Regions from separate parts of the Homo sapiens genome. Here region 2 is linked to region 1. Evidence: chromatin contacts called from ENCODE Hi-C or POLR2A ChIA-PET data. All regions are on one chromosome and are shown on one strand. Each heading gives the region's core, a stretch centred on a gene start or an enhancer-like site at or near the end of the contact. The rest is flanking DNA. Distances are from core to core; before and after follow the strand shown. Region 1 holds the start of USF2 (upstream transcription factor 2, c-fos interacting). Region 2 holds the start of COQ8B (coenzyme Q8B).

Region 1 (5,314 bases), core at 244-2,743:
ACTACGACGACTTCAGGTCTCGGGAGCGCCCTCCTGCCGACCCCAGGTCCCACCACCACCGTACCCGGGACCCTCGGGACAACGGCTCCAGGTCCGGGGACCTCCCCTATGATGGGCGGCTACTGGAGGAGGCTGTGAGGAAGAAGGGGTCGGAGGAGAGGAGGAGACCCCACAAGGAGGAGGAGGAAGAGGCCTACTACCCGCCCGCGCCGCCCCCGTACTCGGAGACCGACTCGCAGGCGTCCCGAGAGCGCAGGCTCAAGAAGGTGAGGGCCGCCCTCCCTGGCGTCCAGACCGTCCCTGGGCCCCCAGCCGGTCCCCGCGGCTCATACCCTTCTTTCTTTCTCCCTTGCAGAACTTGGCCCTGAGTCGGGAAAGTTTAGTCGTCTGATCTGACGTTTTCTACGTAGCTTTTGTATTTTTTTTTTTAATTTGAAGGAACACTGATGAAGCCCTGCCATACCCCTCCCGAGTCTAATAAAACGTATAATCACAAGCTCTGGAGAGAACCATTTGTTCGGCCGCGCGGGGCGGGGGACCGGGGCTGCTCCCGTATGCGTCTGTAAAGCGCCGCGTCCCGGGGGCACCGGAGTCCGGGGCCGGGAGGAAGAGACCCAGCCTGGCCCGGCCCGCGCCCGCGCCGCCGGCCGGAGAACGTGCCCCGCGCAGCCGCCGCCCGCCTGCGTGCGCGCCCCGGCCCCGCCCAGGCGTGCGCATGCGCCCCGGCCCTCCGCCTTCGCGCACCGCAGGCTGGCCGTCCGGGACGCGCGCGCGCTCCTCTCCCCTTCCAGCCCATCCCCCCCAGCCCCCCACCGACCTACTTTACTGTCTCCAAACTCGGGCAGCCCACCTGGCCCCCGACGACCCCAGCCCCTGCACCGGGTACCCCGACGTTCCATCCAGACCCGCGTTTCACCAGGGCGGCGCGCGGCGACCTCGCGCCCCGCGGAGCCCCGGGCTCGCGCGCGCCCGCCCGCCCCCGGAGACAGACCAGCGCGCGCGCCCCGGGCCGCCTCCCCCCAGCGCGCGTCCGCCCCGGGGCTCGCGCCGCCGCCGCCGCCGCCGCCGCGCGCGCGCAGCTCAAGTAAAGGAGGAAAAAAAAAAGGGGGAAAAATAGAAAGCGGCGGCGGCTGCAGCAGCGATCCGCCGCCGGACTGGGCCAAGCCGGGCGGCGGCCGCGCGAGCCGGCGATCCAGGGCACTGGCGGCGGCCAGCCAGGGCGGGCCGTGTTCAAAAAAAAAAGTCGCGGCGGCGGCGGCTGCTCAGGGAAGGAGGCCTGAGGGCCGCGTGCAGCGGGCGGGCAGCTGGGTGGGCTGGGGGCGGCCGCGCGGCGTCCCGGAGCCTCGGGCCGCCCGGAGCCGGCGGGCGGGCGGAGGCGGAGGCGGCGGCGGCTGCAGCGGCTGCAGGAGCGGCGGCGGCTGCGGCGGCGGCGGCGGCATCTCCTCCTCACATGACCCCACTGTTTGTCCCCGTGATCAGCGCGAGCGGCTCCCGTATCTCCTCCGTCCCCTCCTGCCGCGCGGCGTGAGCGCCGGGCTCGGGGCCCCCCCGGCCGCCCGCCCCCTCCCCTCCCTCCCTCCCCTCCCCTCCCCTCCCCCCCGGGCCCCGCGCCCCCCCCGCCCCCGCCCCCCCCATGGACATGCTGGACCCGGGTCTGGATCCCGCTGCCTCGGCCACCGCTGCTGCCGCCGCCAGGTAAGATCCCCGGCCCGGCCGTGCCCCCGCGCCCCGGCCCCGGCCCCGGCCCCGCGGCCTGCAGGCCGGGGCCGCCATGATCCCGAGCGGCCGCGGGCCCGGCTCAAAATGGAGGCCGCCGGCGCGGGGGGGACCTGGCGCCTCCCGCCCCCGGCCCCCGGCCTCGGCGGCGCCCCCGGCCTCAGGCGCGGCCGGGTGGGACTGGGGCCCTGCAGCTGGGCGCGGGGGCGGGGGCGCGGGCGCGGGCCGCGCTGACCCTGCTCCCTCCTGTGCCCCTGGCAGCCACGACAAGGGACCCGAGGCGGAGGAGGGCGTCGAGCTGCAGGAAGGTGAGTGCTTGCCGGGCCGGCCGCGCCCGGGGAGGGCTGGGGGCGCTCGGCGCGGCCCTGACCGTGCCCCGACCCTCCTCGGCCCCAGGCGGGGACGGCCCAGGAGCGGAGGAGCAGACAGCGGTGGCCATCACCAGCGTCCAGCAGGCGGCGTTCGGCGACCACAACATCCAGTACCAGTTCCGCACAGAGACAAATGGAGGACAGGTGAGCGGCGGGCCGCGAGGGCGAACGGGCGGGCGGGCGGGCGCGCCGGGAAGGCTCGGACCTGGCCCCAGCGCCGGCCTCGCCGCTCTGCCGCCCCCTGCAGGTGACATACCGCGTAGTCCAGGTGACTGATGGTCAGCTGGACGGCCAGGGCGACACAGCTGGCGCCGTCAGCGTCGTGTCCACCGCTGCCTTCGCGGGGGGGCAGCAGGCTGTGACCCAGGTGGGTGTGGACGGGGCAGCCCAGCGCCCGGGCCCCGCCGCTGCCTCTGTGCCCCCAGGTCCTGCAGCGCCCTTCCCGCTGGTAGGTGCCCTGCCACCCCTGGGTGGGGGGGGGAGGGAGTGGAGAGGGGACACTGGCTCTGCTCTTGGGGAGCCCCGGGGGTGGGGCAGGTGTCGCCCAGCGGATGCTGCCTTCAGGCCTCAGGCTGCATGGGGCCAGATCCCTGTTGTGCACCGTGAAACCTGGGGACAGTGCTCTTGGAATTTTTTTTTCCCGCAAAATGGGAATGATGTGTCTTAAGAGGAAAGTTTCTTAGAGTGCGAAACGGATTTGCTCAGCAAGTGATCGCTGACCTCCCGCCATGTTCCAGGGCTGTTTGAAACACAGGACAGAATGCTACACGCAGAAGGAGTCCCCACTCCTGTTAATTGCAGAGAATGCAGTAAACCCCAAGCACAGCAATGAGGGGACGGGATGGAGGAACAGAGAAAGCTAAGGGTAGCCTCTGCCCTCCTACTCCCCAGGCTGTGATCCAAAATCCCTTCAGCAATGGTGGCAGTCCGGCGGCCGAGGCTGTCAGCGGGGAGGCACGATTTGCCTATTTCCCAGCGTCCAGTGTGGGAGATACTACGGCTGTGTCCGTACAGACCACAGACCAGAGCTTGCAGGCTGGAGGTGAGGAGTAGAAGTCAGATTGGCAGGTGGGGGAGGCAACGGGCCCAGCAGGGAGGGAAGCCCCCCCAGCCAGTTCTGACTTCACCCTGCCTTGCCACTAACCCCCCACTCTCCCTGCAGGCCAGTTCTACGTCATGATGACGCCCCAGGATGTGCTTCAGACAGGAACACAGAGGACGATCGCCCCCCGGACACACCCTTACTCTCCGTATGTGCAGGGGACACCTGGAGGGCCTGGTGTTGAAATGGAAGGAAGAGGGGTTTCTGGAGTAGAAGCTGGGCAGTTAGCATGAAGTGGGCACATGGTGTAATGTTTTTTTTCTTTGCCTGTTTCTGCTGCTCTAGTGCACATAAAGTATCATGTCTTTTGTTTTTGCAGATGGATTTACCTTGCAAAGATAATTTTCAAATCTAATACTTAGCAGATGCTTGGGCAAACAGCTCTGCGATAATACATGCCCCCTTTTTTTTTCCTCCTCTTGTAGAAAAATTGATGGAACCAGAACACCCCGAGATGAGAGGAGAAGAGCCCAGCACAACGAAGGTGAGGACAAGGTGTGGCTCCGGGTCCCCCTGACCACCACCCTCACAGGCTCAGCCAGCCCTGGAGTGTGGAGTGACAGAGAGAGAAGCCACTCCTGGGCAGGCCACAAGTGCTCCAGAGGGCTTTGCTGGACGCTGTAAAGGTAGAAAGTGAGCAACGAGGGGAGAGTACAGTGTCAGAAGTAGAGGGACAGGGAGTGTGAATTGGAACTGGCCATTTGTTGACCCGGCTGGTGATCTTGAATTCATGGCCCACATCTAAGATGGTGGACTTCACACTCCCATACGGATTGCCTGCCCCACTTGAAAAATGGGGCTGACCGGGCTCACGTGGGCTGACCTTTCCACGTGGCAGCTGTCATGCTCACATCCCGCACTCCCATGCCTGCCTGGCCTCCAGAAGTAGGTCTGTTCCCCCAGGGAGCACATCTGAGGGAGAAACTGCATGAAGTTCTGCCTCTGGCTACCTAAGGCCGGAGCATCCTGCCCTTTCCAGAAACACCAGGTCTCACCTCAGGTCATTTGGCCTTCAGCACTGTCCCGCCCCGCCTGTCAGTAGCCACTGCAGTGGGCACAGCACTGTGCAAGTGCCAGGAGAGTGCTTACACCCAAACAACCATCATTCAACAAATATTTACTGCCCGTGGGTTCTGGGCTGAGCGGCACAGGCCCTGTGCCAGGTCTGGAGTCTGGCCTGGAGCGTCAGGGAGGCTCAAAGGCCTGAGGGCTTATGTCTCATGGGTCTCATGGGACATTGATGGGGGGTGGGCTGGGGTGACGCTTCCCTAGGGAGAGGGGAGTGTGGGTCAGGTTACTTTGTGGGGTGCTGGTTTGGTTGTGGGAGAAGTTCCATTTAGAATGCCTCAGGAGGGAAGATCGGGAAGGCCTCGAATGCCCGAGTGAGGGGCTGAATGCTGAGTCCTAAAGGTGGTGATGGGACTGGGGTCTGTGGCCCAGGTAGTTGTGTTCTGAGCAGCTCCTCCCTGAGTTCAGGCGTTCATTCAGCGCGTGCATACTACGACCAGCCCCCCTTTTGCGTCCTCAGATATGGCAATGCAGCAGATGATAGGACAGACAAGGTCTCAGCTCTCTGTGCGCGTTCTGGTGGGAGAGATGGGAGTCACACAGCCGCATCAGGCAGTGCAGGCAGTCACAGGCAGGAGAGGAAAGCTGGGGAAGAAGGTGGCGGGTGATGGCGGCATGGTAGTGTGCTCTGAAGGGCTCTTCGAGAGGTGACATTGAAGCAGATCCCTGAAGCGACCTGAGGGAAGGGGCCTGTTGAGAACCTCAGGAGAGTCCCGGGCAGAGGGAAGAGCTAGAACACAGGCCAGGCCCTGAGCCAGGGCCGCCATGGTGTGTCTGCAGAAGAGCAGAATTCAGGAAAGGAAAGAGGAAGTTGGCGCAGTGGAGGGGGCTGCCCAGGCCAGATGGTGGAGGACCTTGGAAGAAGTCCCCAGTGTGGCTGTCTGGGCTCCTGTGGTTTTATTCCAGGGTGATGAGAAGCCAGCAGAGGGGTTTGGGTTGTGGAGGCTGTTGGCAAGAGTGGTGGGAAGGGGCTGGGAGGTAGGAGACCATACGACTGTCAGGCCTGAGACAGGGCAGGGGTTGGGGGAAATGTGGGGAGGACTCCAAGGCTGGAGAA
Region 2 (5,045 bases), core at 540-3,039, 5.4 Mb after region 1:
TGTGCTTCCGGGAGCCTCTGTATGCCCGCCCCCTTCGGCCAGCCAACCAATGGCGCGGCAGCAACTCGCTGACTGGCACGGAGTTTCTCCATCTGTGCGCGGGGGAAGGGGCCAGAGAGAGGCCCTAGCGATGGAGCCTGGAATTAAGGTGGGCATCGGGGGCCCATCTGGGGGGATTGCTGAGGCATCGCGGGAGCGCAAGCGTGCCCTGTCTGCCCTTCCACTCACCTCAAAGTGCCTTGTACGCGACAGACCCTTCTGTTCCCTACACTTTCTTGCAAAGTCTCCCTTACAAACCTGACGCCTCTCTTCTGCACGAATATCTTGCCAACCCCCCTTCTTATTTTTACCCCTGGCAGGCTCAACACAATTCCTTTGAATACACATTCTTCCCAGCAAACATTTCCCTTGCACATGGAGCCCCTCCACTTTGCACAAACACCCACATTCTGGCACCCAACCTCCTTCCTTGTGCATATAAATCCCTTGCCTTGCTTGCCAACTGTTTCCCGCTCACGCCTTCAACTCTCTCGTGTACATACCCTCCCCCCCACTTGCACACTGAGTCTCTGTTCCCTCACACACCCTGTTCTCTCCGCTCCCCGCCCACCTGCGGAATGGTGCGACTGGGAGCCCTCTGCTTCCTGTAGGCCTGACATTTCCCAGAACACACTCAGCCAAGATTCCCAGTGCTGAGTCAGGAACCTTGGCATCCCAGAAAACCACCTCCCATCCTATCTTTCTTTCTCTGTGTGTGTGTGTGTGTGTGTGTGTGCGCGCGCGCGTTGGAAAGCCTGCTCTCCCCACAACAGGCTGACTCACCCACTTCTCACAGTCTGGAATAGAGGCATCTGGTTGGGGCATCTTTCCCACCACTGGGAGAGGGAGGGATGCCGATGCTTCCCCCACAGAACCCCGCTGCCCCAACCCCTCTTGTCGGGAATCAGGCCTCTTTGTCTCTATTCCCGTACTGTGTGACCTCAGAAAAGCCCTCATCCCTCTCTGGACTTCTCCTTCCCAACCTGTATGAGGTACTAGGTGGGCTCCTGCCTTCGATTTCTCTCATTGGTCTGTGAAAAGGTGACTCATTTTAGAGCCTTGGACCTGTGCCCAATGTCTCCCCCAGTTGACTCAATTTCAAGACAAACCACCTCCTCTCCCCCTTCAGAGGTGAACGGCTGACTCAGGAGCTGGGTGGCAGCTCAGCCTTGGGGGCAAAATATATCAAAATCACCTAGGACAATAAATAATCCTACTGGGCTACAACTGACAGTGCCAGGCCCGGGGCCACATGCTTCACATACATGAGATCATGTCAGATAGCCCCGTAGCTGCAAGCAAAGGGTAGAGGCCGGCAGATCTCTGAGCCTCTGTTCTCACGTGTAAAATGGAGCCCTGGCATCCCTATTGTTCAGCCTTGGAGAATGAACTGAAATCGTGTCAGGGTCTGATACAGAACAAGTACTCTATACATGACAGAGATTTCTTACGGAAAATCCAATGGAGCGTAAGTCATTTGCTCAGGGTAGCGGAGCTGGGAACTGGCAGAGGAAGGTCTCGAACCCACACCCGTGGGAACTCCAAGTCTTTGAAAGTCCGTCCCGCCCCTGCGTGAAGAATGGGCGCGCGGCTGGACTCGTCACCGGGGGTTTTAGGGAAGGTTGAACTTGTCATTCAACCGTGTAGGGAGGGTGGTTTAGTCACAGGGGTGGAGGGAGGGGGCCCACTGGCGCGCCACCAGGACCCCGGTGCCCTAGATGCATACCTGGCCGCGCTTCGGATGCTCAGAGGCAAACCCCCTCCCCTTGGGAGGCGGAGTCGGACAAGGCTCCGTCTCGTTCCGTTCCGTCACGTCCGGTGGGGCGGGGCTTCGGGGCTTTCCCCTTTGAGGGGAGTATCGGTTAACCCTTGCGCGGCGGGGCGGGCTGGAGCTCCGCGGGCCGGAACCCGGGAGTCGGGGCTCCCCAGCCACACCCCTCGCGGGATTTAAAGGGATAGGAGGGGCCGGGTCGGCCGAAGCCCGAACCGAAGGAGCGGGCATGAGGCGCTGCCCGTGCCGTGGGAGCCTGAACGAGGCGGAGGCCGGGGCGCTGCCCGCGGCGGCCCGCATGGGACTGGAGGCGCCGCGAGGAGGGCGGCGGCGGCAGCCGGGACAGCAGCGACCTGGGCCCGGCGCAGGGGCCCCGGCGGGGCGGCCGGAGGGGGGCGGGCCCTGGGCCCGGACAGAGGGGTCCAGCCTCCACAGCGAGCCTGAGAGGGCCGGCCTCGGGCCTGCGCCGGGGACAGAGAGTCCGCAGGCAGAATTCTGGACAGACGGACAGACTGAGCCCGCGGCAGCTGGCCTTGGAGTAGAGACCGAGAGGCCCAAGCAAAAGACGGAGCCAGACAGGTCCAGCCTCCGGACGCATCTAGAATGGAGCTGGTCAGAGCTGGAGACGACTTGTCTTTGGACGGAGACCGGGACAGATGGCCTTTGGACTGATCCGCACAGGTCCGACCTCCAGTTTCAGCCCGAGGAGGCCAGCCCCTGGACACAGCCAGGGGTTCATGGGCCCTGGACAGAGCTGGAAACGCATGGGTCACAGACTCAGCCAGAGAGGGTCAAGTCCTGGGCTGATAACCTCTGGACCCACCAGAACAGTTCCAGCCTCCAGACTCACCCAGAAGGAGCCTGTCCCTCAAAAGAGCCAAGTGCTGATGGCTCCTGGAAAGAATTGTATACTGATGGCTCCAGGACACAACAGGATATTGAAGGTCCCTGGACAGAGCCATATACTGATGGCTCCCAGAAAAAACAGGATACTGAAGCAGCCAGGAAACAGCCTGGCACTGGTGGTTTCCAAATACAACAGGATACTGATGGCTCCTGGACACAACCTAGCACTGACGGTTCCCAGACAGCACCTGGGACAGACTGCCTCTTGGGAGAGCCTGAGGATGGCCCATTAGAGGAACCAGAGCCTGGAGAATTGCTGACTCACCTGTACTCTCACCTGAAGTGTAGCCCCCTGTGCCCTGTGCCCCGCCTCATCATTACCCCTGAGACCCCTGAGCCTGAGGCCCAGCCAGTGGGACCCCCCTCCCGGGTTGAGGGGGGCAGCGGCGGCTTCTCCTCTGCCTCTTCTTTCGACGAGTCTGAGGATGACGTGGTGGCCGGGGGCGGAGGTGCCAGCGATCCCGAGGACAGGTCTGGGGTGAGTGGGACCCATCCTGCCCTTGAGCCACATCACGCAAAACTCCTTATTCCTCCGCCTTTGCTTAGGAAGTTCTCTACCCATTTACTGTTAGTTGCCCACCAGCAATTTCATCTCCGGGAACCTCTTCCATCCACTGACCTCCTCCCTCTGACAGCCAGGTTACTAATTCACTCCAGGCACCCCTTCTTAATTCTCTCCTTTCCCCTTCCTGCACTGTCTCCACTCCTGGGGGTCTACAATGGAGGGCCACTGACCGACTTTATGGGGCCCAGGAACCCCTGAAATTGTAGGACTAAGGAGCCTGCCGTGCGTGTTCACATACATTGTTGCAGCGACGGTCTGACATCTGTCTAATCCTCTGGAATCTGAAGAACACTGGGATAGGGAGACAGGCAGGGTGCACTTTCTACCCCACATTTCTTAATCTGGGGCCTGTGGCTGTCTTAAAGGGTCACAAACCTTCACCACCCCTTAGCCTATTTGTATGTACATTTTTCTAGGGAGCAAAGCGATTCCCCCAGCTTGCATCAGATTCGCAAAAGGGCTGTGTGACCCCAAACGCCAAAGGATCCTTGGCCTAGCCGGGAGCCCACCTGGTCTCCCCTGTGACCCCTACATCCCCAAGGAGCCCCCTGAACACTCTTGTTTACTTTGTCCACCGTCACCCCCAGCTTGGGTGTGGCTCTCCCCTGGTGAATCAGGAGGACCGGCCGGGCAGGTTCAGGGAGGGCGGGACAGAGCAGAGGCCGGTGTGAAACTGGAGAGCCTCACGTGGGGCTGGGAGCCGTGGGGCTGGGAGCCGAGTCCGGAGTCCATCAGCTTGCCAGCTTGCCTGCTGAGGCCTCTTTTTGCTCTGGGGCCCCTGGCTGGAGTCTGCCCTGAGCCCCGCTTCACCCCACATGCCTTCCTTGGGGACGTGTTCACACATGTGGCCCTAGCTGTGAGAGACAGACCTGCCTTGACGTGCCTGTGCCTGTGTGCAGGGGCTGACCCTCCTGGGCCCCATTGCTTTTTTCTCTCTGCCTGCCCTCTCACTTCCTTGGCATCTCAGAACAGCTGAGCTGGAAGTGGGTGAATAATAATAATAATAATAATAATAATAACAACAACAATTAGCACTCACTCATGTTTAGCCCTGTGCTAAGTGCTGTGCTTTTATTAACTCACTCACTCCTCGCAGCAACCCTAATGAGGTAGATACTTTTTTTTTTTTTCTGAGACAGTCTCGCTCTGTTGCCCAGGCTGGAGTGCAGTGGTGCCATCTCGGCTCACTGCAGCCTTCACTTCCTGGGTTCAAGTGATTGTCCTGCCTCAGCCTCCTGAGTAGGTGAGACACCAGGTGCCCGCCACCACACCTGGCTCATTTCTGTATTTTGAGTAGAGACAGGGTTTCATCATGTTGGCCAGGCTGACCTCAAGACTCCTGACCTCAAGTGATCCACCCGCCTCAGCCTCCCGAAGTGCTGGAATTACCAGCATGAGCCACTGCACCCGGCTGAGGTAGATACTATTATTATCCCCTTTTACAGATGAGGAAACTGAGGCACAGAGAATTCAAGTCACTTGTCCAAGGATATCACCTTGCAAGATGCAGATCAAATAATTCTAATCCTTACTGTACACCAGACACTGTTTTAAGTTTTTTCTTCTTTTTTTTTTTTAGTCTTTTTTGTCAATTTTTTTCTGTCATTTTTTATCTTAAAATAGCATCTATCTTAATTAAGGGCTTTGTATGTGTTAACTCTGAGTCCTTATGACAGCACTGAGATTGTCTCCATTCAACAGATGGGGGCCAGGCTCAGTGGCCCAAGCCTGTAATCCCAGCACTTTGGGAGGCCGAGGCAGGGG

The links. A loop is a pair of places that touch in the nucleus more often than their neighbours do. ChIA-PET counts read pairs that join two places held with the same protein, here RNA polymerase II (POLR2A). Pooled maps may share reads with other maps.
Region 2: a map of ovary shows a loop between it and region 1 (11-fold over the local background). The contact joins the promoter of COQ8B here to the promoter of USF2 in region 1. A Hi-C loop is called at or near these places in 1 of 168 maps with a recorded cell type or tissue (ovary) and 1 of 50 pooled maps. POLR2A ChIA-PET finds 5 or more read pairs at or near these places in 1 of 52 experiments (Caco-2).

What each region holds. Positions count from the first base shown.
Region 1 is chr19:35,267,469-35,272,782 of GRCh38, forward strand. It overlaps USF2 (upstream transcription factor 2, c-fos interacting), which reads left to right and starts at 1,494. Exons shown (of 10, transcript NM_003367.4): 1 at 1,494-1,695; 2 at 1,978-2,024; 3 at 2,113-2,231; 4 at 2,335-2,535; 5 at 2,979-3,129; 6 at 3,250-3,337; 7 at 3,615-3,673. The coding sequence starts at 1,634. It overlaps LSR (lipolysis stimulated lipoprotein receptor), which reads left to right. Exons shown (of 10, transcript NM_205834.4): 9 at 1-266; 10 at 356-496. The coding sequence ends at 391. RefSeq lists silencers at 275-354, 435-504, 605-754, 1,913-2,102, 2,243-2,562 and an enhancer at 2,850-3,589.
Region 2 is chr19:40,715,097-40,720,141 of GRCh38, forward strand. It overlaps COQ8B (coenzyme Q8B), which reads right to left and starts at 1,790. Exons shown (of 15, transcript NM_024876.4): 1 at 1,491-1,790. It overlaps ITPKC (inositol-trisphosphate 3-kinase C), which reads left to right and starts at 2,016. Exons shown (of 7, transcript NM_025194.3): 1 at 2,016-3,194. The coding sequence starts at 2,040. RefSeq lists silencers at 537-586, 1,907-2,266 and enhancers at 1,257-1,336, 3,840-4,541.